Linked DNA regions of Homo sapiens: all the other regions are linked to region 1. Evidence: chromatin loops called from intact Hi-C (ENCODE). Cell type or tissue: heart left ventricle. All regions are shown on one strand. Region 1 overlaps PALM2AKAP2 (PALM2 and AKAP2 fusion). Region 2 overlaps PALM2AKAP2 (PALM2 and AKAP2 fusion). Region 3 overlaps PALM2AKAP2 (PALM2 and AKAP2 fusion). Region 4 overlaps PALM2AKAP2 (PALM2 and AKAP2 fusion). Region 5 overlaps PALM2AKAP2 (PALM2 and AKAP2 fusion). Region 6 has its middle 63 kb from the start of MIR3927.

Evidence for each region. A loop is a pair of places that touch in the nucleus more often than their neighbours do. Peaks named below come from ENCODE experiments on the same cell type or tissue, not always from the same donor. Only the 100,000 strongest peaks of a DNase experiment are listed, where the experiment ranks them.
Region 2: it touches region 1 in a loop (4-fold over the local background); 86 of 110 quality-filtered maps call a loop at or near these places.
Region 3: a loop joins it to region 1, with 2.3 times the contacts of the local background. A loop is called at or near these places in 54 of 110 quality-filtered maps.
Region 4: it touches region 1 in a loop (2.3-fold over the local background); 16 of 110 quality-filtered maps call a loop at or near these places.
Region 5: it touches region 1 in a loop (3-fold over the local background); 52 of 110 quality-filtered maps call a loop at or near these places.
Region 6: a loop joins it to region 1, with 4 times the contacts of the local background. A loop is called at or near these places in 24 of 110 quality-filtered maps.

The regions. Positions count from the first base shown.
Region 1 is chr9:110,056,496-110,060,495 of GRCh38, reverse strand. All of the region lies in intron 7 of PALM2AKAP2 (PALM2 and AKAP2 fusion), which reads right to left. Among named protein-coding and RNA genes, the nearest start is that of C9orf152, 150 kb to the left of the region's middle. In heart left ventricle, a CTCF peak has its summit at 1,936 (motif pointing right); no DNase peak of the experiment used is centred here; H3K27ac peaks cover 213 bases.
Region 2 is chr9:109,908,382-109,912,381 of GRCh38, reverse strand. All of the region lies in intron 3 of PALM2AKAP2 (PALM2 and AKAP2 fusion), which reads right to left. Among named protein-coding and RNA genes, the nearest start is that of PALM2AKAP2, 130 kb to the right of the region's middle. In heart left ventricle, no CTCF peak of the experiment used is centred here; a DNase peak (open chromatin) is centred at 1,629; H3K27ac peaks cover 3,069 bases.
Region 3 is chr9:110,141,473-110,145,472 of GRCh38, reverse strand. The region is part of intron 8 of PALM2AKAP2 (PALM2 and AKAP2 fusion); the gene reads right to left. Among named protein-coding and RNA genes, the nearest start is that of C9orf152, 65 kb to the left of the region's middle. In heart left ventricle, a CTCF peak has its summit at 2,350 (motif pointing right); no DNase peak of the experiment used is centred here; H3K27ac peaks cover 901 bases.
Region 4 is chr9:109,996,145-110,000,144 of GRCh38, reverse strand. The region is part of intron 6 of PALM2AKAP2 (PALM2 and AKAP2 fusion); the gene reads right to left. Among named protein-coding and RNA genes, the nearest start is that of C9orf152, 210 kb to the left of the region's middle. In heart left ventricle, no CTCF peak of the experiment used is centred here; a DNase peak (open chromatin) is centred at 2,284; H3K27ac peaks cover 1,530 bases.
Region 5 is chr9:110,151,433-110,155,432 of GRCh38, reverse strand. All of the region lies in intron 8 of PALM2AKAP2 (PALM2 and AKAP2 fusion), which reads right to left. It overlaps LOC124902244 (a long non-coding RNA gene), which reads right to left. Exons shown (of 2, transcript XR_007061727.1): 1 at 1,680-4,000; 2 at 1-353. Among named protein-coding and RNA genes, the nearest start is that of C9orf152, 55 kb to the left of the region's middle. In heart left ventricle, a CTCF peak has its summit at 2,308 (motif pointing right); no DNase peak of the experiment used is centred here; H3K27ac peaks cover 306 bases.
Region 6 is chr9:109,572,743-109,576,742 of GRCh38, reverse strand. No RefSeq gene overlaps it. Among named protein-coding and RNA genes, the nearest start is that of MIR3927, 63 kb to the right of the region's middle. In heart left ventricle, CTCF peaks have their summits at 2,065 and 2,264; no DNase peak of the experiment used is centred here.

The DNA of each region.
Region 1 (4,000 bases):
TAGGGCCTGTGGGCCTGACCTTGACCAATTCATCTCACTTTTCCATCTTCAAAATGGAATTAAAAACTATCCAAGGACCCCAAAGAGTAGTTGTCAGGCTAAAATAAAATTACCTGGCCCATCCCAGCACTTTGGGAGGCCAAGGTGGGCAGATCACTTGAGGTCAGGAGTTCGAGACCAGCCTGGCCAACATGGTGAATATTAGAAATACAAAAATTTGCCGGATGTTGTGGTGCGCACCTGTTGTCTCAGCTACTTGGGAGGCCAAGCCAACAGAATCGCTTAAACACAGGAGGCGGAGGTTGCAGTGAGCCGAAATCGCACCATTGCATTCCAGCCTGGGCAACACAGCAAGACTCATCTAAAACAAAAACAAAAACAAAAACAAAAACAAAAACAAAATACCTGGCCCCACAGAGGGCATTCAATCACAAATTACAATAATAAAAAGCCTAGTAGACCATCTTGCAGACACCCTGATCTCTGATTTTCTTCCTCTCATTTATGTACCTTTAAGACTGATATATTTTAAAAATTGTTTCTAATATTGATTCTCAAATACTTTTCTCAAGACAATTACTGTACTAAAAATCGATGACCAGGTGCCAAATCTTCCCTTTCTGAGCATAACTGATAATCCTCCATAGACACTGCTCTCATGATCTCCACCCCCTAGTCATTCCCCATAGCTCCCTATTTTTCTAATGCAGAGCCCTCTGGAGCAGATCAGATGGTAAGGTGGAAAAACACAGGCTTCCCACTCCTGGGAAGACACATTCCACTCTGGCCAGAAGCCTAGCACTCTGGCTTCTTCTGCCCTAGTCTCTGAGTCCAAAGGCCAGGCTTGAATGTTCTGCAGCTGGCCGGTCACTGCCCCCACCTCCTTTCACATCCACAGCCCCACATTTCCTTTGCAAAGGAGAATGAAAGTTATAAAAAGATGATGCATAGAAATTGCAAAAAGATTTTATTTTTCTTGGAATGCCTTGGTCTTAAATCCAGTTTGGGTTCCAAAACTTGTCTAGAATAACCTATTTCAAGGATAATGTCCATGAAAAAGTAGTAGAAAATGACTATTCTAGTACCAACAACTAAAGAAAGCAGGAGGACATAATAGAACAACAACAAAAACACCAACTCTGTTTTAGAATTCTGTACTTCGAGAAAGAGCAAGTTAATTTAAGAGTAAAAACAAGACAGCAGACATTTCTGGCAACTCTCAAAGGGACTCTCACAACTGGATGAATGACAGGAGCTCTTTATTGGATATAATTTCACTTCAAAACATTTTCCATCGGCTGGGCGCGGTGGCTCACACCTGTAATCCCAGCACTTTGGGAGGCCGAGGCAGACGGATCACTTGAGGTCAGGAGTTTGAGACCAGCCTGGCAAACATGGTGAAACCCTGTCTCTACCCAAAATACAAAAATTACGTGGGCGTGGTGGCACATGCCTGTAATCCCTGCTACTAGGGAGGCTGAGGCAGCAGAATCGCTTGAACCCAGGGGGCGGAGGTTGCAGTGAGCCGAGATTGCACCACTGCACTCCAGCAGGGCAACAGAGTAAGACTCCATCTCAAAAAAAAAAAAAAAAAAAACCAAAAAACTTTCCATCAGTATACAATAAGCATACTCATTTTACTTCCCAGTATTGATACAGGTTGCTGTTCAGCTCAGAAAAGGAAGAAAGAGAAGAAAAAAAGGGAGAGAGACAGGGGAGGGAGGACAGATCTTTTCAGATGTTCTGGGCCAGGATCTAAAGAGAATGGGAAGGAAGGAGGGAGAGAGGATATGTGTCCACCAGTGGAAGTGGCTACAGTGTCGTGGCATTGAAGGAGTTGAGTAAGAAACAGTGAGGTGTGGATCCACGCAGGCAGGGAGGAAAAGATGGTAGAAACAGCGCTTTGGTTCCCTTTACCAATTATTCATTATTTGCGTTCCTCCCCCAGCCTCCAGGTGGCACAACTGACCCAGCATATCCTGCTTGAGAACGGAAAGGTAGGACAAAGGCCAGGGCAAGTCTTAGGAATAAAATGAAGAAACAGAAGGCACTGTTGCCAGGCAGGATTGGGAATGGGAGGGAATGTTGCCTTGTAGCACCCTCAATGGTGGGTACTCAGTACATGCTTAGAAACTTTTCCACTGCATCCCTGATATTATTGTTTGAGAGTCTGACACTCTCAAAACTCTAATGGAAATCTTTCATGCTTCAGTTTAAGCTCTTTTTCTCTTTTCAAGTCCCAATAAAAATATTCCCATTTGCATAGCACACTGCAATTTGTATCAACTCCTTTAAGATCTACTTCCTAGAGATTTGCATACATCTGAGGCTACGAAACATATCTACAGGATGTGAATTCTACATCTAGACAATTAGACCAGGGTTTTTCAACATTGGCACCATTGATATTTTGTGCAGGATAATTCTTTGTTGGTGGAAGGGGGTGTCCTGTGTGTTATAGAGCGTTTAGCTGCATCCCTGGTCTCTACCCATCAGATTCTAGTAGCACCCTTCCTCCCTCACTGAGATAGACCAATGTTTCGGGTCCAGTCCATGGATTCAAGTCCTGAGTCTTGGCCAGGATGCATAGTTGTAATTGTCAGACTTTCCTCCTCTAAGCAGAGCTTCCTCACACAGTAACATGCTCAGGACTCATTAGGGATTTTGCTAAAATGCAGATTCTGATTAAGTAGGTCTGGGATGGGGCTCAGGATACTCTAGTTTTAACACGCTCCTGGATGACAGGAATGCTGCAGGTCCCCAGACCACACTTGGAGTAGCAAGCCCCTACAGCACTGGTTTAGTAAGAAAAGGAGAGGGCTGGGCGTGGTGGCTCACACCTGTAATCCCAGCACTTTGGGAGGCCGAGGCAGGCGGATCATGAGGTCAGGAGATGGAGACCACCCTGGCTAACACAGTGAAACCCCGTCTCTACTAAAAATACAAGAAATTAGCCGGGCGTGGTGGCACGCGCCTGTAGACACAGCTACTCAGGAAGTTGAGGCAGGAAAATCGCTTGAACCGGGGAGGCAGAGGTTGCAGTGAGCTGAGATGGCGCCACTGCACTCCAGCATGGCAGAGCGAGTCTCTGTTGCAAAAAAAAAAACAAAAAAACAAAAAAAAAAAAAACAGAGAAGGAGCTGGGTAGGAAAACTGACCTGACATTATGTAGCTGTGGGACCCCTGGATGGTTATGTGACTTCCAAATGTCTCAGTATCTCCATTTGAAAAATGCTGGTGACTATAAAGATTAAGTAAAATAGTGTAGGTAGGAGTTCAAGGTTGCAGTAAGCTATGATCACACCACTGCACTCCATCTGGGTGACACGGAGAGACCCTGTCTCTAAAAAAGTGGAGGTAAAGCAACCAACTTACCAGCCGACACTCAAGAAATATTAATTCCCTCCCACTTAGCTCCTCCTACCATCCTGCCTGGGAACCGCAAGGACAAGGCGTCCCTGGGAATTACAGGGAATTCCCTAGAAGGTAAAACTTAGTTCCTCTATGAATGGTGAGTGGAAAGGGAACGATCTCTTCTCTTTTCATTCCTCTATCTCAACACCCTCTACGCCACTCACACTATAACACCTGTCATCCTTTGGAGGCTATAGATGGTTTTGATAATGAAACATACCATAAAAATAATACTTAAAATGATATACACATTGTGATTCCATTCAAAAGCAATGCCTCCCACTCTTGAGTCCATCTCTGCCCTGCATTTAACACTGATCTGAACTATTCTTTGAAGGAAAAATGATTCCAAACAGGAATCATCAAGTGCTTTGGATATGATCTAAGTTTCCAAATACAGTCTGTTCATTTTTTCCCCCAAAATGAATAAATTCTGCTCATCTGTAATGTGTCTGAGGAAAATTCTTGCTAACCTTTGCAAGTATAAAATGTTCTGATGCAAAATACTAATAGGCCAAGCTAAAATATGGCTTTAGAATCACACAGCACATGGCACATGGACTCCACCTTGATTTTAATTCACGCA
Region 2 (4,000 bases), 150 kb after region 1:
AAGAACAGGGCCTTCCTTGACTGTAAGGTGTCAGTGGAAACTCAAGCCCATTTCCTCCTCTTTTTTTTTTTTCCTCACGTCATCCCTGAGACAGAAATATGGCAGAGAAGACAAGGGTCCCTTTAAGAATTCCAAAGGTCCAGCTCACATCCTTTCCTGGTGGCTCCCTCTCACCTCCTTCCCAAACCCCATCAAACTTCTTCGGCTGGAAGTTCACACCCTCCATGTTCTGCTCCCACCCCTTTCCAGCCTTATGCCTTCCTGTCTTCAGCCAAGACCTCAAACTGCTCCTGACAAAGCCAGGAAGGACTCCCCACTCTCAACTCCATTGTCTGAAAACAGATATCATAATAAAAGCCCAAATCAAATTACATCTCTTTAGGAATGTTTTCCATAATTCCCCCAGCCCCCCAACCCAGCCTGGTATGTTCATTCATTCTGATTCTCCACAGCATTTCTAACTTTTGGTACACTCTGCCTTGTATTAGAGTGTTAAAAATATATTTATCCTTCCCAACCCTATCTATACCTTCTCCCAAGTGCAGGCTTATTAAGAGATAGGACTATATATTTTGTGTTACTGTACCTCACATTCTTCCCTGTACATACAGATGCTCAATAAATATTTGTTGAGTGCATAAAAAGCAAAGCTACCCAAGAACATGCTTCTAAAGGATTCTATAGTGAATGTAACTTGGAGATGGTGATAGTAAATGTAATTTTTAAAATCTTGGCTTGGTTTTTCTACTTTCCCCTCAAATATACAAATTTAGATATTCAGTGAGAAAAAAGAACAATATTGGACTGATTTATATCTTGATCTAAGTATACAGCTGGGACATGGCAGCACTTTTCATTATTGATGGTGATGTAATCATATTGAAGCCCAAATACAAATAAATGAAAATTTCTCTCTCCATAAGTGTGCTTCAGCCCATGGAGACACCAGCTTTTCTCTCCTTTTCATGTGTATTTACTCCATCTGGAATCACATGACTCACACTATCAGAATCTGTGCAAGTGGATTTCCGTGTAGGAAATCATTTCCAGGCTTGAGCTGAGCACTGATTTCTTTGTTGTGATTCTTATTTGAGTCTGTTTCATCAGAAATAAAGAGTTTTGATTACAGGAAAGTGAGATTATTTCATTTCAAAGCAGTACTTTTCTCAATAGCTTAAACCCCCTCCTTTTCCCCCTAAAAATGTCCCTTTTTTCTAGGAAGAGAAAAAGTCCCATCCAGCCACACCTTCTGACCTCCAGCCTCTGACTCAGACTGTCTGTTGAAGGCCAGCGCCTCCACCCCTGCACCTGAGCTTGTGCAGACTGATCTGGGAGGATACCCCATTAACTATCCCCTCTCCCCTGTGTCTTCACCTCTCTCCAAGATGCCTCCTTCCTGCTAGTCAATAAACAAGAATTATCTCTTTCCATACTAAAAATAAGTGAACTTCTCTTGACCCTGCATCCTGTTCTAGTTGCTGCTGAATCCCTCTTCCAGACTTCCCCAAGGCCAGTCATCTCTTACTGCCTCAACATCCTCACATCCTGACCCCTCCTCAGCCTCAGTCCCTCTGCACTCACCGCCCTGCTGCGTCTGCTCCTAGTCAAGTCCATGCCTCAGCCTCAGTCCCTCTGCCCTCACCGCCCTGCTGCATCTGCTTTTAGTCAAGTCCATGCCTCAGCCTCAGTCCCTCTGCCCTCATGCCCTGCTGCGTCTGCTCCTAGTCAAGTCCATGACTGCCACGTCCAGCGGACCCTCTTTGGTGTGGATCTGTTTGACTTCTTCGTTTTTAAAAACATATTTGATCACTCTTCCTCCATGATGAAGAGACCATGACGCCATGTTCTCCATATGGGCACCTCTTCTCCTACTCTACCACTAAAGGTTTATTTGTTTTATTGTTCTTATTGATTAACATTTAATTCTTGGCTACTCATGTCCAGCCTCATGCTTTAATTCCTACCGAACATGCTTAAATCTATCCAAACTATATCTTCAGCATCTCTCCTGAACTCCAGCCTTTATGTACAATTGTATTTTGAATGTCTCCACCCGGATGGTCCACATACACAACATATACAGGACCAAACTCATCTTTCTCCATAGAGCTGCTCCTCCCTATTCTCTAGCTCAGATGCTGGTACCACCGTTAATCCATTCTACTTAGGAGGGAAACCTAGATGTTGTCTTCACCTCTGGCTTGACCCTCGCTTACTATCATCACGTACATGTATCTTATTAGTCACCAGGTCAACTAAGTGTCTTATTAGCCACCAAGCCAATTTGCCCCACAAATCTCTTTTCATAGCTGCTTCTCTTCAGCCCTAGTATAGGCTCTCTCCTAAATGCCTGCAACAACCTTCTAACCAATCTCTCTGCTTCTATGCAGCCCCATCACCCTAAAATCCAGAATGTGCCTAGACACACCACAATAGCACTCCCCTGCTGAAAACCCCTCATGGGCTCTCTGCTAAAGCTCATGGATATGACACACTCCCAGCCTCTCATTTACCTGCAGAAATGAAGATTTCCTTGTTTGGCTCAATGACTTTGCTCATACCACCCCTCTGCCTGGATTGCCCTTGTTCTCTCTCTTCCCCTTCCCATGGGTAATTACTACTCATTTTTAAAGCATCTGCTCAGGTATCATCTCTTTATGGAAGTCTTCTTTGGACTTTTCCCATGAAGGTGCTCTTCTTCTTTGCTGCCATATCTCATGGACATATTTCTACCACCAACTTTATCCCACTGTATTTTAATCACTCATTCATGGATTTTGGGCTCCCTTCCCTAACTCCAGTTTACAAACCTCTAGAGGATAATTACCATCACTTTTTCATCTTCCTTTGATGATGGCTTCTAGCATCTAGCTGGCCTGTATCTAGCAAGGAACCTGCCTCATTGAAAGTTCTCAGTAAGTGTTGGTTGAGTAAATGACTGTCTCAATGAACACATAAATTGTTTCTCAACTGGAAGTAGCCTCAAGCAGACCTTCCGGCTCAGTTCTTTCAGTCAAAAATGAATCTTAAAAGAACAAATTCAAATTAACATCAATCCTGGACTTAGTAAAAACAACAGATTAAAAAGAAACTGGTCTTATTTGCTTTCTCTGAAGCAGGAGGATGCAGAAGGTAACTGCTGTGTGGCTCTGTACTCTTTACCCCAAGTTCCCCAAATATACAATTTCATCTAACCCCAGGTGTGTGTGTGTGTGTGTGCGTGCGCGCGTGTGTAATGTACTATTCTTATCTACTATGAGGTACTCTTATTTATTCTCACCTAAATAAAACCATAAGTAGAAGATGCACAGATATGTAGGAATTGGGCCAGAATGATGGACAGTCTCAGCATTTACTTCATTTTGCCCTGTGACGCTCTCTGAGTTCACCCCTTCATGCAGGAAGCATCTGGGCTTTCATACCAGATTGTGAAAATTGTTTATGTGGTGCATTCCTCTCTTCCAAATCCCTGTTTACTCATTGTGCCTAAATCCAGCGCTCTGTGATAGCTTTCCTGCTGAGTTAGATTTTCCCATCGGCCTCTGTGTGTGTGTGTGTGTGTGTGTGTGTGTGCACACGCATCCATACAGCCTCAGCCACATCTTTCACAAATGCCCAAACTGGGAATAATCACCATATTTTTGCCTGTTGTCCATATTGGAGGTTACTCTGGAGAGACTGGTAGTGTTTTCAAGACGCATGAGTTAGTATCTCAATGAGTCATTCATTGAAAAAAAATTAACGTCAAACAACAGGGGTAAAATAGTTCACATTTACTGAGCATTTACTGTAATAGACAATGCCAGATGATATGCTAAATGGTTTGTAAGCATTATTCAATTCTTTGCACTTGGTAAAATATCTACTACTGTTATTCGCACTTGACAGATGAAGAACTTGAGGTTGAGAGAGTTCAAGCAACTTATGACCTTCCACCAGTAAGTGGCAGAGCTGGGATTCAAACCCAGGTCTGCTTGTAGCTAGAGCCTAGAATATTAAC
Region 3 (4,000 bases), 85 kb before region 1:
TCTTCCTTGCTTGAGTACCCAGTTCTTTCGAAGTTTTCAAGGAATGAACCTGTTTCTGGAGTAAATGGCAGAGCTTCTTCCTGGGAAATAACTTTCAAAAAGAACTCACAAGAGCAGCTAGGCTAGATGGCTGATGTGGACTAAGTTAGTCCCTTGGCTATCCGCTCAGATCTTTGGACAGCCCGAGTGCTTTTGCCTACTGTAATTTGGGGCATTGGAATTGAGTTCTGAAAGCAGAAAGGAATCATCCTGGGTCACTAGGGAAGCACTGTTTCATGGCCCCTGAGAGTCAAATTTATACACCCAGGCCACCGCAAAAGAAGGATTGCAGAGCCACAGTGGCTCCTAAAAGGAGGATCAAGAAGGACCCAGGAAAATGCAGGGGTTGGGCATAAGATTGGGAAAGGGTAGAGGGAACCTGAGCTACAGGTTGGAGAGAGAAGCTATTACTGTATACCTCATAGAGCAGGCTCAACAAATGGGAAGGAGAAGGTAGGGGAAAGAAGATGGATTTTGGAGACAAATGAGAGCCTGAGTTTGAAACCAGGCTCTCCCATTTTCAAGCTGAGTGACCTTGGGCAACTTAATCTCTCTGGGCTCTAGTAGTAATTCTTTGAAAAAGAATATTATTACAGGTCCACAACTCTTCATATATAATTCCCAAATCCAAAAAACTCTGAAAAGAAAGATTTTTCATAACTTATTTGGCAGCAAAACCTGACATGAGCTGACATGAAGGTCTCCTAGTCTTTACCCACTTAATGTAACTAATTCTTCTTCTCAAGTTTTAGAGTAGAAATTTAATTTGATCACAGGGTGTTGACCCAGAACCTGCCAGTTGTGTTAAATAATAGTATGTTCATTGTATTACTTTTCTAAATAATAGTATATACTTTATAAATTCTCTAAAATCAGAAAAAGTCTGAATCTAGAAATATATCCGGCCTCAAGAGTTGAGGTAATTTGTATCTTAGAGGGCTGTTGGGAGGATTCAGTGAGAAAATAAGAAATGACAAGTGTGAAATAACTAGTATTATATGCAGCTTTAAGGCCTTGATAAATTGTAACTACCATGATTAGACTTTTGTAACCAGAGAATGTTCTAGAAATATGGTGGTGGACAATAACCATCTGTGGACACTCCACAATAAGCTTTAGCTAGCTTCACACAGCCAGAAGGGCTCCTACAAGCTGCACAGTTGGTGCCTGCCTTGCAGGAAAGAGAGGCACTGTGTACTACTGATGGAGAGCTCTCTCATCATCAATCCTTCTGTCAGATGCTGACACAGGGACTTCCCCCATGGAGCAATGAGGGCACCTCAAATGAAACTGTGCCTCATGTGGCTCTAATTTAGCATGGCACACTCCACCAAGCTCTGCTTCATGAAGAATGTGTGGACAGTCGCAAACATATTTTTCCTAAGACTTTCCTTTGTGATATTTGCAGATAATGAAGGGGAAAGAACAGAGACCCAGTTAAGAATCTTTATAATAATGTAATGATCACCTCATGTCTAATCTTATCTAAACAGACAGCAGCAGAAGTCAACACTTCCTGTACAGCTTACAAAAGTAACATTTATAACTATCACATCTTTCCACAAATTAGAAGACATGAACAGATACCCCAAGTTATGGAACTTAATAGCAAACTACACCTTCTCTTTTGCCACTCTCCATAATGTAGGTCTCACGGGGTGAATGATCTGACTTGGTAAATAAATTCAACATCTGGCATGAAAACAGAAACTCTCAAAAAACCAAACAAATCATCACCTAACTGGGTTTCTCTGGCATACTTAGAACTTGGAAGTGAAACCAGGATATCTAATAATAGACACAGATACTAAAGTGAGAACTGTTGGCAACCCCAATATGAAAAGACATTTGAAAAGGTCTTGAACTGCAACTTCAATACAATGTTTGGATATCCCACCCCCTAATTCTTTCCTCAAGGGTGTTTTACAGCACTGTGTGAGTTACCCCTTCAAATCAGGCTCATGTACCTGCAAAGGTGCTTCCTTTATTCTCTCTCTCTCCTTTTTTTTTTTTTTTTTTTTTGGCACTTTGCTGCCCAGCCTGGAGTACAATGGTTCGATCACAGCTCACTGCAGCCTTGAACACCTGGGCTCAAGCAAACTTCTTGCCTCAGCTTCCCAAGTAGCTGGGACAACAGGCATGTGTCACCACACTCAGGTAATTTTTCTTTTTTTTTTTTTTTTTAAGAGATGGGGACTTGCTATGTTGCCCAGGCTTGTCTCAAACTTAAGCAATCCTCTTGCCTCCACCTCCAAAAGTGCTGGGATTACAGGCATGCACCACCACCCCTGGCCTTCTTCCTTTTAGTCTCTAATTCTAAGTGCCATCAGCAGAGGGCACACATGCACACACTATTGGGAGCATGGCCCCTCACATAACATACAGGGTGTTCACCAAGATGGCGCCTGCCTTCGGAAGTGCTCATAAGCAGGAAGAGCTCAATCCAAGCCTATGAAATGGATGCATTACAATAGGAAGACATTTAGTCCATCAACTCACAGTGAAGGCAGGACAGCTTGGGGTTGTGTTCAGATAATTACTCCTTTAAAAACTCTCACTGGCTTCTCACTGACCATAGGGTAAACTCTAAAGTCTACAACCCTTAACATGATTGATAGAGCTCTTGGTTGTCTGGCTCCAAATCTATTTCTGTTTTGTTTTAAATCTCTTCCATTAACTTACTCTTAAATATCTCAAATGTGCCAAGTTCTCTATTCCTTTTGAGCCTCTCTTAGGTGCCCTTCCTTCTCCCCTACACCCTGAGCCCAACTTTACCCCTTCAGTTCTCAGCTTAGACAGTAATTTCCTAAGGAAGGAAGACTTTCTTTATCCTCCAAATGATATGGTCTTCCTTGTTTGTGCTCCTACAGGTCTCTGTGCTTCTCTGTCATAAAATTGCCTCATTTGTTTAATGTTGTTTCTCTTACTGAACCATTAAGTTCCCTGAGAGCAGGGACTATACATTTTTATTCACCTCTGTATAAACAAATGTCACTCAAATTCTATTTAAGTGGAGCTTCTTCCTTTAAAAGTCAAATAAGGGCCAGGTGCAGTGGCTCATGCCTGTAATCCTAGCACTTTGGGAGGCCAAGGCGGGCGGATCACCTGAGGCGGATCAGGAGTTGGAGACCAGCCTGGCCAACATGATGAAACTCTGTCTCTACTAAAAATACAAAAAACAAACAAACAAAAAATTTAGCTGGGCATGGTGATGGACACCTGTAATCCCAGCTATTCAGGAGGCTGAGGCAGGAGAATCACTTGAACCTGGGAGGTGGAGGTTGCAGTGAGCCGAGTTTGCCCCATTGCACTCCAGCCTGGGAGACAGAGCAAGACTCTGCCTCAAAAAAAAAAAAAAAAAAAAAGTAAAATAAGAACCAACAAGATAATTTCTAGATACCCGGTCATTAACAATGACTATATCCTTTTCAAAACAGAACTTCTATCATTCATTGTCCATCTTTTAAAAGCAAAAGCACTAAAAGCAAAAACAAATAGCATTTCCACACCAGGGGGATGGGGTTTCTGTCTAGATAACTTTTGTATGGAAAGAATTAGAAGATTTCTCCTTCCTTACCACATCTTGGCTCTCAGTGGATTTTATTTGCTTTAAGGTTTTAGGATTCCAGCATGCCACCAGCATGATTTCTACCAGAGAAGTTAAAAATTATATTTTTCATCACCTAGTATCCAATCATCAATCTGAGTCACACAACAAACTAGTGGAGTCACTTCTTCTGGCATGAAATATGAAATGTGCCGCAGGAACTTGGTAACACCTCCATTCACAAAACCACTGAAGCCAGGAGTTCTGACCCTAGCCATGAATTGTCTAGTTTGGCTGCTCAGAGTCACGTGTCAGCCTTCTCCCCGATCATGAACTTGGAGGTTGGCCAGCCAAGCAATACTCCAAAGATTTCCAGGCATGAACAGGAAGAAAATTGTATTTTACATTCCGTTT
Region 4 (4,000 bases), 60 kb after region 1:
TAGGAGATATCCCTGATGTTAAATGACGAGTTAATGTGTGCAGCACACCAACATGGCACATGTATATATATGTAACAAACCTGCATGTTGTGCACATGTACCCTAAAACTTAAAGTATAATTAAAAAAAGAAAAAAAATAGAGAAAAATGGAATGGTCCATTCAATAAATACAAAAATTTCAGTCTTTAAAAAAAAAAAAAAGGAAAGAAAAGGAAGAATCTACACTCAAATTTGTGTAAGCTAAGTACACAGGGGATCCTGGGACTCAGCCTTCTGCTGCCAGCTCCTCCTTGGTGGTGTCTTAGCTCAGCCCCAGTGTGGCATCTCCACCTCCACCCTCTGCTGGGAACTCACAGTTCTGATCATGGCCCCATTTAGTGGGACACAAATTAGGGCCTAGGCAGGGAGAGCCCTGACATGTGTCTCATGGTGCTTCCTGGTCGATGCTGCTTCAGCGGGCCGTTCTCCACGCAAAGCACCTGTGGGCAGGAACTGGGCTTATACACAGTTAGTCTCATCCAAGTGTTTGTTAAATGAGAAGTGTTAGTTCTGGGCAGGAAGTTTTGGGCGACAGGAGCTTCAGAGAGTGCCGAAGGAGAAAAGAAGAATGCTACAAGAGAGAAGGCAGAGGGCACTGGGAACAGATGGTCCCAGGCCTCAGTCCATCCCCCTAAACTGGAGAGGCAGGAACCACATGGGTGGACTAGACTAGACCATGTCTGGGTGGTGAGACCCTGAGCACATTTTTTTTATTTTTATTTGTTTTTATTTTATTTATTTATTTATTTATTTTGAGGCAGTCTTGCTCTGTCACCCAGGCTGGAGTGGTGCAGTGGTGTGATCTTGGTGTGATCTTGGCTCACTGTAATCTCCACCTCCAAGGTTGAAGTGATCCTGCTGACCCAGCCTCCCATGTAGCTGGGATTACAAGTGCACGCCACCAAGCCCAGCCAATTTTTGTATTTTTAGTAGAGACGGGATTTCGCCTTGTTGGCCAGGCTGGTCTCAAACTCCTGATCTCAGGTGATGCACCCACCTCAGCCTCCCAAAATGCTGAGATTACAGGCGTGAGCCACCGTGCCCAGCCAGACCCTGAGCACTTTGAAGATAGGGACTGTCCTCCCTGCTGTCCCACCCCAGGCCTCAGTCAGCACAGTCTGGGCTGGCACACAGTGGGAGCTCATTAAATATTTCCCAAATTGAAGTGGAAGGGGCCTCGAGGCTGCCTAAGCTACTCTCCCATCAGGGCAGAAGCCTCCTCTACAAAGTCACCTGATGGATGACATGGCCTTTTCCTGGTCATGGTTCTTACTACCTCACAAGGTCATGCACATTGGGCAGCTAGAATGGACTATCCCCCCTTTTTTTTTTTTTTTTTTGCGACAGGGTCTCGCTGTCACCCAGGCTGGACGGCAGCGGTGCAATCATAGCTTACTGCAGCCTTGAATGCCTGAGCTCAAGCAATCCTCCCACCTTAGTCTCCTGAGTAGCTGAGACTACAGGCTCCCCACTCCCCCGCCCTGGTCAGAAAGTACCATATTAAGAAGAGCTGAGCCACAAACAATTCAGAAAAATAAGATCCCAGATGATGACCTATGTAGCCTGGCTTATGGAGAGGACATGGTGAGGCGCCCTCCACGGCTATTGAGTGTTCGCTTTTGTTTGCTGGGACTTTGGTATACCCTTCTCAGCCTTCCAGCCTTCCTATCCATCCTGATTATTCTCGTCCTCATCACACCCCTGCTTCTACCTTCATCAGCCCACTGTCATAGACACAGCAAAGGAACTTTGAGGAAGTCTGGAGCCCGGCCTTTTGGGTTTCAAGGAGAGATACAAGGCTCTGAGTTGGAAAATAAGTTGTCAAAGTCTCACAGTCAGTAGCCACTAAGCTGGGACTGAAGGAGACAAGAATGCCTCTGCTTTTCCTAAACCAGACTTCTTCCTGGACAAAATCATATCAACCCCATTTTATAGGCAAAAGATTGGCCCACTGGGGAATCATCTTGCTTGATCACAACAAAAAGAATGGGGTTAGCTCTCTTCCTCACTAGAGTCTCTGCACAGACAGCCATCACATTGAGACTTGGCCAGTTATTTCTCTTCCTCTTAATTGCCTTTGGCTCCAAGTAACCCTGTGGATTTTTAAAATCTCACTTTGTTCTTGGAGGATTTCTCAGCAGGGTGGGCATTAGAACTTAGCGGAACTTCAGAACAATGATCTGCCTTTAAACACTTGGCTTTAGGAAGCCCCACCCCAGGATAAGCTGATGGGGCCTGCTTCCTCTGGATGGGAAGCTCTGCCCCGGGTTTGAAGGAGGAGGGCAGGATGCAACCCCGTCCCACCCTCCCCACTCCAGGTGGTGGCTCTTCCTTGGTCCTGAGCTTTCTCTTCCTTAGGATAGCTATGAGGACCAGGCCCTGCGGCCTCCAAATAGAGGGCAATTCCCTCTCCCTCTTCTGCTCTCTCTTAGGAGAGCTCATTGAGAAACAGGAAGGTCCATCTTTTGGATAAGTTATTTTTCTCGAACTCACCATAGGTTATTGGAAACCTCTCCTGCAACCCCAACTATTTCTCCTTGAGTAGGGGAGTCCTCTCTGAGTGCCTCTGAGTGGATGTTAAAGGATCTCAAATATATATATGTGTATATAAAACCCTCAATGTCTTGCCAGTGTGGCCCCATGTCTTCTCAACCCCCTTGCTCTGTTTGCCAGCGGGGCTGCAATAGTAGCAGTAATGACAGCGAGACTATCCAGAGGATGTACTATATATAGCCTTTATGTGTATTACCTTACTTAATCCTCATACAACATGATGAGGTAGACACAATATTATCCCCGCTCTGCAGATGAGAAAACAGGCTTGCAAAAGTTAAAATGACTGAGCTAACAAGTGATGGAATCAATATTTATTTATTTACTTTTTATTACTTTATTATATATTTATTTATTTTTTCAAGAGAGGCTCTTGCTCTGTCACCCAGGCTGGCATGCAGTGGCGTGATCATGACTCACTTGCAGCCTCAACCTCCTGGGCTCAAGTGATCCTTTCACCTCAGCCTCCTGGGTAGCTGGGACTATAAGTACATGCCACCACGCCCAGTTAAATTTTGTATTTTTAGTAGAGATGGGGTCTCACCACGTTCGCCAGGCTGGTCTTGAACTCCTGGATTCAAGTGGTCCACCTGCTTCAGCCTCCCAAAGTGCTGGGATTACAGGCGTGAACTACCACACCTGGCCCATATGTTCTTATGTACACACATGCACACACACATGCACTCTTAGACATTTATGTGCAGGCTTGTGTGTACGCATGCCAACCCACACACATACATGTGCACAGCCCATGCACACACCCATGTGCATGTGCACACACAGATGCATATCTGGGCATGAAGCTGCAATAGCTTTCCAGCTACCACAGTACACTCAGAAGCTTGGACCTCTCTTGAAGGAGAAAAGAGCTTTTCTCTGTCATAGCATCTGAGAGTGGGTCAGAAAACTGGGTGTTTCAACACCCTACCCTCAAAGGTGCGTTTTAAACATCCTTCTGTATATGAAGAAGGAAGCAGACTCCAATTGCACAAAATGAGAGCAAAAAAGGATCATGGTACATTGTTTAAAATGAGTTTTACAGGACCCTTGAGGCCCAAACTAATTTTGGAAATGGTTTGTTTTGGCTAGCCTGTGCCAGTCCTCAGAAATTAAAGCCTTTTTAAGCAACCATGAGACTTGCAGCAAGTTCAAGGGACTGTTCCTTTTCCCTACTCAAAGGTTAGAGAACTAATAGCTTAAAACTTGGTTTCCTCTCCAATTATTTCACAAATATTACCATTCAGTGGGGCCCCTTTCCAGGTCCAATAAAAGATCCTGTTATATTCTCCACATACTCTAATGATTAAGTTTGCCACCCTTATTTTACTAGGCTGGAAACATATTTAACATTTGCTCCCTAAAAATGTGACATAAAATTAAACAAAACCCAGAGTCACTGTCTTGGAT
Region 5 (4,000 bases), 95 kb before region 1:
TTCATGGGGTGGGTTTATTGACACAGAGCCCCAAATGCACTTCTGAGAAGTATCTTCAAGTATAACAATTATGATTTTTCCAATTATGCCCTTTGTGGTTGATGCGGCTAAAACCTGTGAACAAGGAATGTGGATAAAACACACAAGATAAATGGGGCTTGCATGGCTCCGTTTGGGAGGGGAAAGGGCCATTTGACCTCTTCCAGTTCCAAGCCGAAGGGGACTCACCTTTCTTCATCTTACATCCCAGGCTTCTAACTTGGCAACTGCCTGATGTAGCAGGAATCACAAGTGAAGCCTGGTGTCCACATTTCCATATGGGCTGCTTAGCCCTTTACTGGCACAACCTCCTTCTGATGAGAGATACAAAGGCCTGGAGTCCAGGAAACCCAGGTTTTTAACTCCTGCTCTTCCAGTACTTGGCTACGTGACTGACTATAGATCATCGTTTCATATTCCCATTTCAATCGTGGGCTGATCACTTAAATTCTCCTAGCTTTAACTGCCATAGCGGTTAAATGGGAATTTTGGAAGAAGTTATCTTTGTGGTCTCTTCTAACTCAAACGTTTTGCTATTCTATCAAATATGTTTGGCAGGATACACCCTTCTTGATTTTTTTTAAGGTATTTAGCTGTTACACTTGGGGATTAGGTGGAAAATAGGTTTTAATATACAGAAAAGGGCACTGCATTTCATGGCCACATTACATTAATAACAGTGAAATTTGTTGCTTTGATCTAAATTACCCAGATAACTGAAAAGTCTTTTGATATTAACAGTACAATAATAAGTATTTCAAAATCTCCAAGTTCACTAGAAACAGTTCCTATTTTTTATTACGGAAATTAGGGAATGCTATAATGACCCCTATAAACATTATAAACATCACCCAGAGTAAACATTTATCAAGATTTTAGCATAATTGGCTCTTCCTTCCTTCCTTAGACTTGCTGAATTATTTTAAACCAATCCCAGACCTCAGGTCACCTCACTCCTGCACACTTAGTATGTATCTCTGAAAATTCCGATTGACTTTTTAATTGAAGGCTTAAGAAACAATATAGCACAGTGGTGAGCGTGTAAGCTCTGGAGCCAGCCGGTTTGGGCTTGAATCCATGACTTGGCAGCCAAATCACTTTGGGCAAGTTACTTACTCTTTTGATATCTTAGTTTCCTCATCAGTAAAATGGGTATGATGATAAGGGTACCTACCCTCAGATAGTTATTATGAGGACAAAGTTAATATTTATAAGGTTAATATTCAGAACAGAAAGCATCTAATGATTCTAGCTACCACTTAATTGGAATCTCAAAGAATAATGTGACTATAGGGTGAGATGAACAATTTCATGCATATTCTGCATAAAATTTTTGCATCTCTTCTGGGACCAGAAATAGACACCAATTACCAGGTTAATTTTCATCATTTTCCAGTTGACCTCTCAAGTGTCCAGATCACTTCCCACCAGCCACTCTTCCAGAGTTAAACACCTAGAAAGCACAGCCTATATTCATTGCTTCTAGCTTCTCCCTTTCACACACAGCACAGTGGAACTCCTGTTTATATTTCTGTGAAGGCCATTTTCACATACTGACTTAAATCTTATCTGGCTATTGAAGCTTTTGTCTTCTCAATTAAGCTATAATGTCATCCTGAGGACAGGGGGGTATGTTTCACCTGTCTATGAATCCCCTTAATTCATTTGAATGCAAACTCCATTAGGGTAGAGCCTTGCCTGTCTGATCATTGCCAGATCCCAGCAGTAGCTGTGGTACATGGCACGAGGTAGGCAATTCATGTTTGTTGAGTAATCAGTAAGTCCATTATGAAATATATATAACAACCACAAGTAAATGCTTATGGATTGGGACAGAATCTCCCATAGAGAATCAGAGGAAAGGGCTTAAATGCCTTCACCAAAATATATGAATTAAAACATTTTAGGCTTACAGAATCACAGACTCAATGGCTTTGGAGTAACAAGCGGATTTATATACCACTTCTTTTGTAGGCTTCATGTCATTTGAGCCTTGCAACAACCCTGGAATGTAGTTAGGGTGGATGTCGTGACACCTGGATGTCATGACCACAGAGGCTCAGATGCCAACTCCAGCCCAAGTTACATAAGACAGTGACAGTCACAGTCTGGAGCCCAAACCCAGTGTTGATGATGGCTGAATTAAATGATGGGATGTATGCAGAAAGAATGTTGTAAAGAGGGTGAAGGATTACTATAGAGAAGTGGACAGCCATTTAACATCAAAGACATTTCCTGCTTATTGATGATTTCATCCCTTGAGCAAGTTTTTCCAGTTCTAGCCACTAGAGGTCAGAGAAGTAGCAGGAAAGAAAGGCTGGCTTAGCAGTTCTGGAGCAGGGGCTTCCAGGAACAAGGGGGCTGAGAATGGTCGCTTTGGATAACTGAGCCCATGTTCTGGTTCTATCTACCCCCTTAGGAGAGGCTATCACAGGTCCCCAGAGAGAGAAGACACTATGCCTCATCCCCAGACTTCCGGCCATCATTCTGGTCAGTATCAAGGGAAGCTAGCTCAGCCAGGCTCCTCTGCTGGGCCCTGTGATCTCTGATGATCCTCCCCAAGTATGGTTCAAACCAGGCACCAGAATTCTGGGTGCCATCTTAGGAATCACACAGGCTGCCAAAAGGCTGGAGAGAAACCTGTTCCACACCTGACAACTTCCTCAGAGGTCCAGAGTTTGCAGCCAGAGGTCCTCTCCATTAGGACGGTGACAGCACTCCGGATGCTCTTCCCCCAATAGTGGACACTGCAGACAGCACCACTGTTTGGGTCTTGAAGATCATTAAATGAATGTGATGCAAATAGTCTGTGCCACAGGCCTGGGAGCTCAATCACATTCTTTTTCATGACCCCATAAGGCCCCTTGAAGTCCCTTGGCCAAGAGGACATGCCCCATTAGACTCCCCAAACCATGATGGTTATCTTTGGTGCTTCTTTTTCACTGATCCAGTGTGCATCTCACCCAGAACTTCCCCAGTAACCCCAGGTCCAGCTTTGCTTACTCCCTCAAACTTTGCTCTGCTATTGGTTTATTCACCTGTAATGATTCAATAGCTTGTGATGCCTGAAATCTGCCCCATTTTCAATGAGAACATCCTGCCATCCAGTTCCTCACCTGCACTGAACACTCTATAGAACACTTTTTTTTCTTTCATTTTTTTGAAATGGAGTCTTGCTCTGTTGCCCAGGCTGGAGTGCAGTGATCTGGGTTCATTGCAACCTCTGCCTCCCAGGTTCAAGCGATTCTCCTGCCTCAGCCTCCTGAGTAGCTGGGATTACAGGCACCCACCACTATGCCTGGCTAATTTTTGTATTTTTACTAGAGACAGGGTTTTACCATGTTGGCCAGGCTGGTCTCGAACTCCTGACCTCAAGTGATCAGTCTGTCTCAGCCACCCAAAGTGCTGGGATTACAGGCATGAGCCACTGTGCCCGGCCAGAACGGCTCTCTTGAAGGACATCGGTCACTATCCTTAAACAACAACATGAACACACAGTGCCATGTAGACCTCAGGGCAGGTCCGTATTGGTCTTGGCTGATGGCCAGCCCTGACATTTACAGAGCAGGGAACAGGTATAATGTGACCTCTATAAGGAACGTAAGGAACCACTACAACAATGTTAGACTGAAATTCCGAGTGGAGGATAGGAAACGTTTAAGTTTATTTCATAAACGTGATCATATTCAAACTATTCCATCTGGAGTAATTTTAGACTTAAGCCTTTGAAGGAGTTTGAGGGTAAGTGGCTTCACTTGGTTGACTCCAAAGATGTGTTTCTAACATTGTGTCCTGTGACCTTAGCTTTGTAGGATAGTTACTTGATGCCTCAAAGAAAAAAATCTTTGGTCAAATTAAGCTTGGGAAACTCTGGGTTAAAGAAAACAAGGAGGGAGAGAGGGATTTGTTTACCAGAGGACTTCTGGTTTTAGTGCTAATATGATTGTGAAGCTCTAATTCA
Region 6 (4,000 bases), 480 kb after region 1:
CAGTCAATGACAGAGAAGCAAGCAGAAGTCCCTTCACTGTTCTTAAAAAATTAGGCTGGGCATGGTGGCTCATGCCTCTAATTTCAGCACTTTGGGAGGCCGAGGAGGGTGGATCAGTTGAGGTCAGGAGTTCAAGATCAGCCTGGCCAACATGGTGAAACCCTATCTCTACTAAAAATACAAAAAAATAGCTGGGCGTGGTTGTGCATGCCTGTAATCCCAGCTACTAGGGAGGCTGAGGCCAGAGACTCGCTTGAACCCAGAAGATGAAGGTTGCAGTGACCCGAGATTGCACCACTGCACTCCAGCCTGGGCTGCAGAGTAAAACTCTGTCTCAAAAAAAAAAAATTAAAGGGCATCTTACTTTAAGAATTTGGTGATTTTCTCTTTAATTTATTATCAACGGGGTATGACAGGCTGGGCACAGTGGCTCACATCTGTAATCCCAGCCCTTTGGAAGGTTGAGGCAGGAGGATTGCTTGAGCCCAAGAGTTTGAGACCACCCTGGACAACACAGCAAGACCCCATCTCTACACAAATAAAAAAATTAACTGGGCATAGTGGCACACGCCTGTAGTCCCAGGTACTCGGGAAGCTGAGGCAGGAGGATACTTGAGCCTAGGAGTTTCAGGCTGCAGTGAGCTATGATCATGCCACTGAATACCAGTCTGGGTGACAGAGGAAGACCCTGTCTCAAACAAACAAAAAGAGTATGGTTAATCAATAACAAGTGTTGGCAAGGATATGGAGTAATTGGAACCCTCAGACATCACTGGTAGGAATGTAGAATGGTGCAGCCTTTGTGGAAGACAGTCTGGCAGTTCCTCAAAAAGCTAAACATAGGACCCAGCAATTCCACTATTAAATATATACTGAAGAGAACTAAAAACATATGCTTACAATAACTTGCATATGAACATTCGTAGCAGCTAAAAATGGAAACAACCCAAGTGTCCATCAACTGACGGAGAGACAAACAAAATGTGGTATATCTATACAATGGAATATTATTCAGACACAAAAAGGGGTGCAGCACTGATACATGCTACAACATGGATAAACTTTGAAAACACTGAACTCAGTGAAAGAAGCCAAACACAAAAAGGTCACATATTGTATTATTGCATTTATATGAAATGTCTGGAATGCGGAAATCTTTAAAAATAGAAAGTAGATCAATAATTGTTAAAGGCTTCAGGAGGGAGAATGGAGAGTTGCTGCTAATGAGTATGGGATTTCTTCTGGGGACTGTATTAGTCAGGTCTATCTAGAGAAACAGAACTAACAGAAGACAGATGATTGATTGATTGATAGAGATAGATAGGTAGATAGATAGATAGAGCAATTTATTATGTGAACTGGCTCATGCAATTATGGAGGCTGAGAAATCCCATAATATGCTGTCTGCAAGCTGGAGAACTGAGAAAGCCAGTGGTGTAATTATCCTAATTCTGAAGGCCTGAGAACCAGGAACTCAAACATCTAAGACCAGAAGATGGATATCCCAGCTCAAAAAGAGGGATGATAAAATATTCCGCAATTAGATAGCGGTGGTGGTTGCACAGCCTCGTAGTTATTCTGAAAATGTCGAAATTGCACATTATTGTTTGTGAATCATATCTCAATTTTTTAATGGTATGGCAAATCAATAATTCTGTATCACTCCTCTATATCCCAACAGAAAATTCCCTGGAAGCAACACAAAAGAGTGTAGACTTTGGGAAAAGATGGAGCATTTTTAAATTCTTCCCTTCCACTATGACCTCCAGAACCTGAGCATTTTATTTAACTTCTCTAAGCATCAGCTTTCTTACCTGTAAAATGAAGGCAAGATTACCTATCTTATAAAGTTGTTGTGAGGATTAAATGAAACCATCTAAGTAAAACAGCTAGTCCTCTACCACACATTTAATAGGTATGAATAAATGACTGCTCTTATCATTATGCTTTTATTATTACTATAATTATTTTCACATATTTCTGATCTTTCATATCTAATAACTTTAGTAATATTTTTATTTGACACTTCTAATCACAGAGGTATCAAATTTTCTTTTCTGTGAACATAATCTTGATGAATTCTTAGAAAATATGGCTTAAAGGAAAATCTATTTTTAGCACACTGAGACATCTACTGTGCCCCCTCCATGGAATAAATAATAATTAACAAAGCAGCTGCGGGGAAAAAAGCACATCCCATGAATTTATTCAATGCATTATGAATAGCAATAGAATTGTTTGCCCATTGCACCCCCTTGTGAGAGCTCAAGGTAACTACCTTTATTCAAGAGAGTAGGTGGTTTTGAGCCTTGCAATTCAAAGTTTGGTCCTTAGTTCAGCAGTATGGGCATCACATAAATGATTGTTAGAAACTTATTTACTTATTTTTCTCTCTTTAATTTTAGGTTATTTTAGGGTCAGGGGGTACATGTGCAGGTTTGTTACATTGGCAAATTGTGTGTTGCAGGGATTTGGTGTACAGATTATTGCATCACCCAGCTAATAAGCATGGTATCTGATAGGCAGTTTTTCATTCCTTACCCCCCTCCCACCTTCCATTCTCAAATAGGTCCCAGTGTCTATTGTTCCCTTCCTTGTGTCTACGTGTACTCAATGGTTAGCTCCCATTTATAATGAGAACATGTGGCATTTGGTTTTCTGTTCCTGTGTTAATTCACTTAGGGTAATGGCCTCCAGCTCCATCCATGTTGCTGCAAAGGACATGATCTCATTCTCTTTTATGGCTGCATCATATTCCATGGTGTATATGTACAACATTTTCTTTATTCAGTTCACCATTGATGGGCGTTTAGGTTGATTCCATGTCTTTGCTATTGTGAATATTGCTGCAATGCACATACATACGCATGTATGTGTCTTTATGATAGAATGATTTTTATTCCTTTGGGTATATACCCAGTAATGAGATTGCTGGGTCAAATAGTAGTTCTGTTTTAAGTACTTTCAGAAATATCCAAACTGCTTTCCACAGTGACTGAACTAATTTACACTCCCACCAGCAGTGTGTAAGCATTCCCTTTTCTCCACAACCTCTCCAGCATCTGTTACTTTTTGACTTTTTAATAAATAGCCATTCTGACTGCTGTGAGATGGTATCTCATGGTGGTTTTGACTTGCATTTCTCTGATGGTTAGTGATGTTGAGCATTTTATCATATGCTTGTTGGCCATGTGTATGTCTTCTTTTGAGAAGTGTCTGTTCACATCCTTTGCCCATTTTTTAATAGAGTTGTTTGCTTTTGCTTGTTAATTTGTTTAAGTTCCTCACAGATTTTGGACATTAGACCTTTGTTGGATGCATAATTTGCAAATATTTTCTCCCATTCTGTAGGTTGTCTGTTTACCCTGTTGATAGACTTTTGTTTGTGTTTGTGGTGCAGGAGCTCTTTAGTTCAGTTAGATCCCATTTGTCAATTTCTGGTTTTGTTGCGATTGCTTTTGGCATCTCCGTCATGAAATCTTTGCCAGGGCCTACGTCCAAAATGATATTTCTTAGGTTTTCTTCTAGGGTTTTTATGGTTTTGGGTTTTACATTTGTCTTTAATCCATCTTGAATTAATTTTTGTATATGTTGTAAGGAAGAGGTCAAGTTTCAACCTTCTGCATATGGTTGGCCAGTTATCCCAGCACCATTTATGAATAAGGATTCCTTTCCTTGTTGCTTGTTTTGTCAAGTTTGTTGAATATCAGATAGTTGTAGGTGTACAGTCTTATTTCTGGGTTCTGTATTCTGTTCCATTGGTCTATGTGTCTGTTTTTGTACCAATACCATGCTGTTTTGGTTACTGTAACCCTGTAGTAGAGTTCAAAGTTGGGTAGTGTGATGCCTCCAGCTTTGTTCTTTTTGCTTATTATTGCCTTGGCTATTTGGGCTCTTTTTTGGTTCCCTATGAATTTCAAAATAGTTTTTTCTAGTTTTGGGAAGAATCTCAATGGTAGTTTAATAGGAATAGCATTGAATCTATAACTTGCTTTGGGCA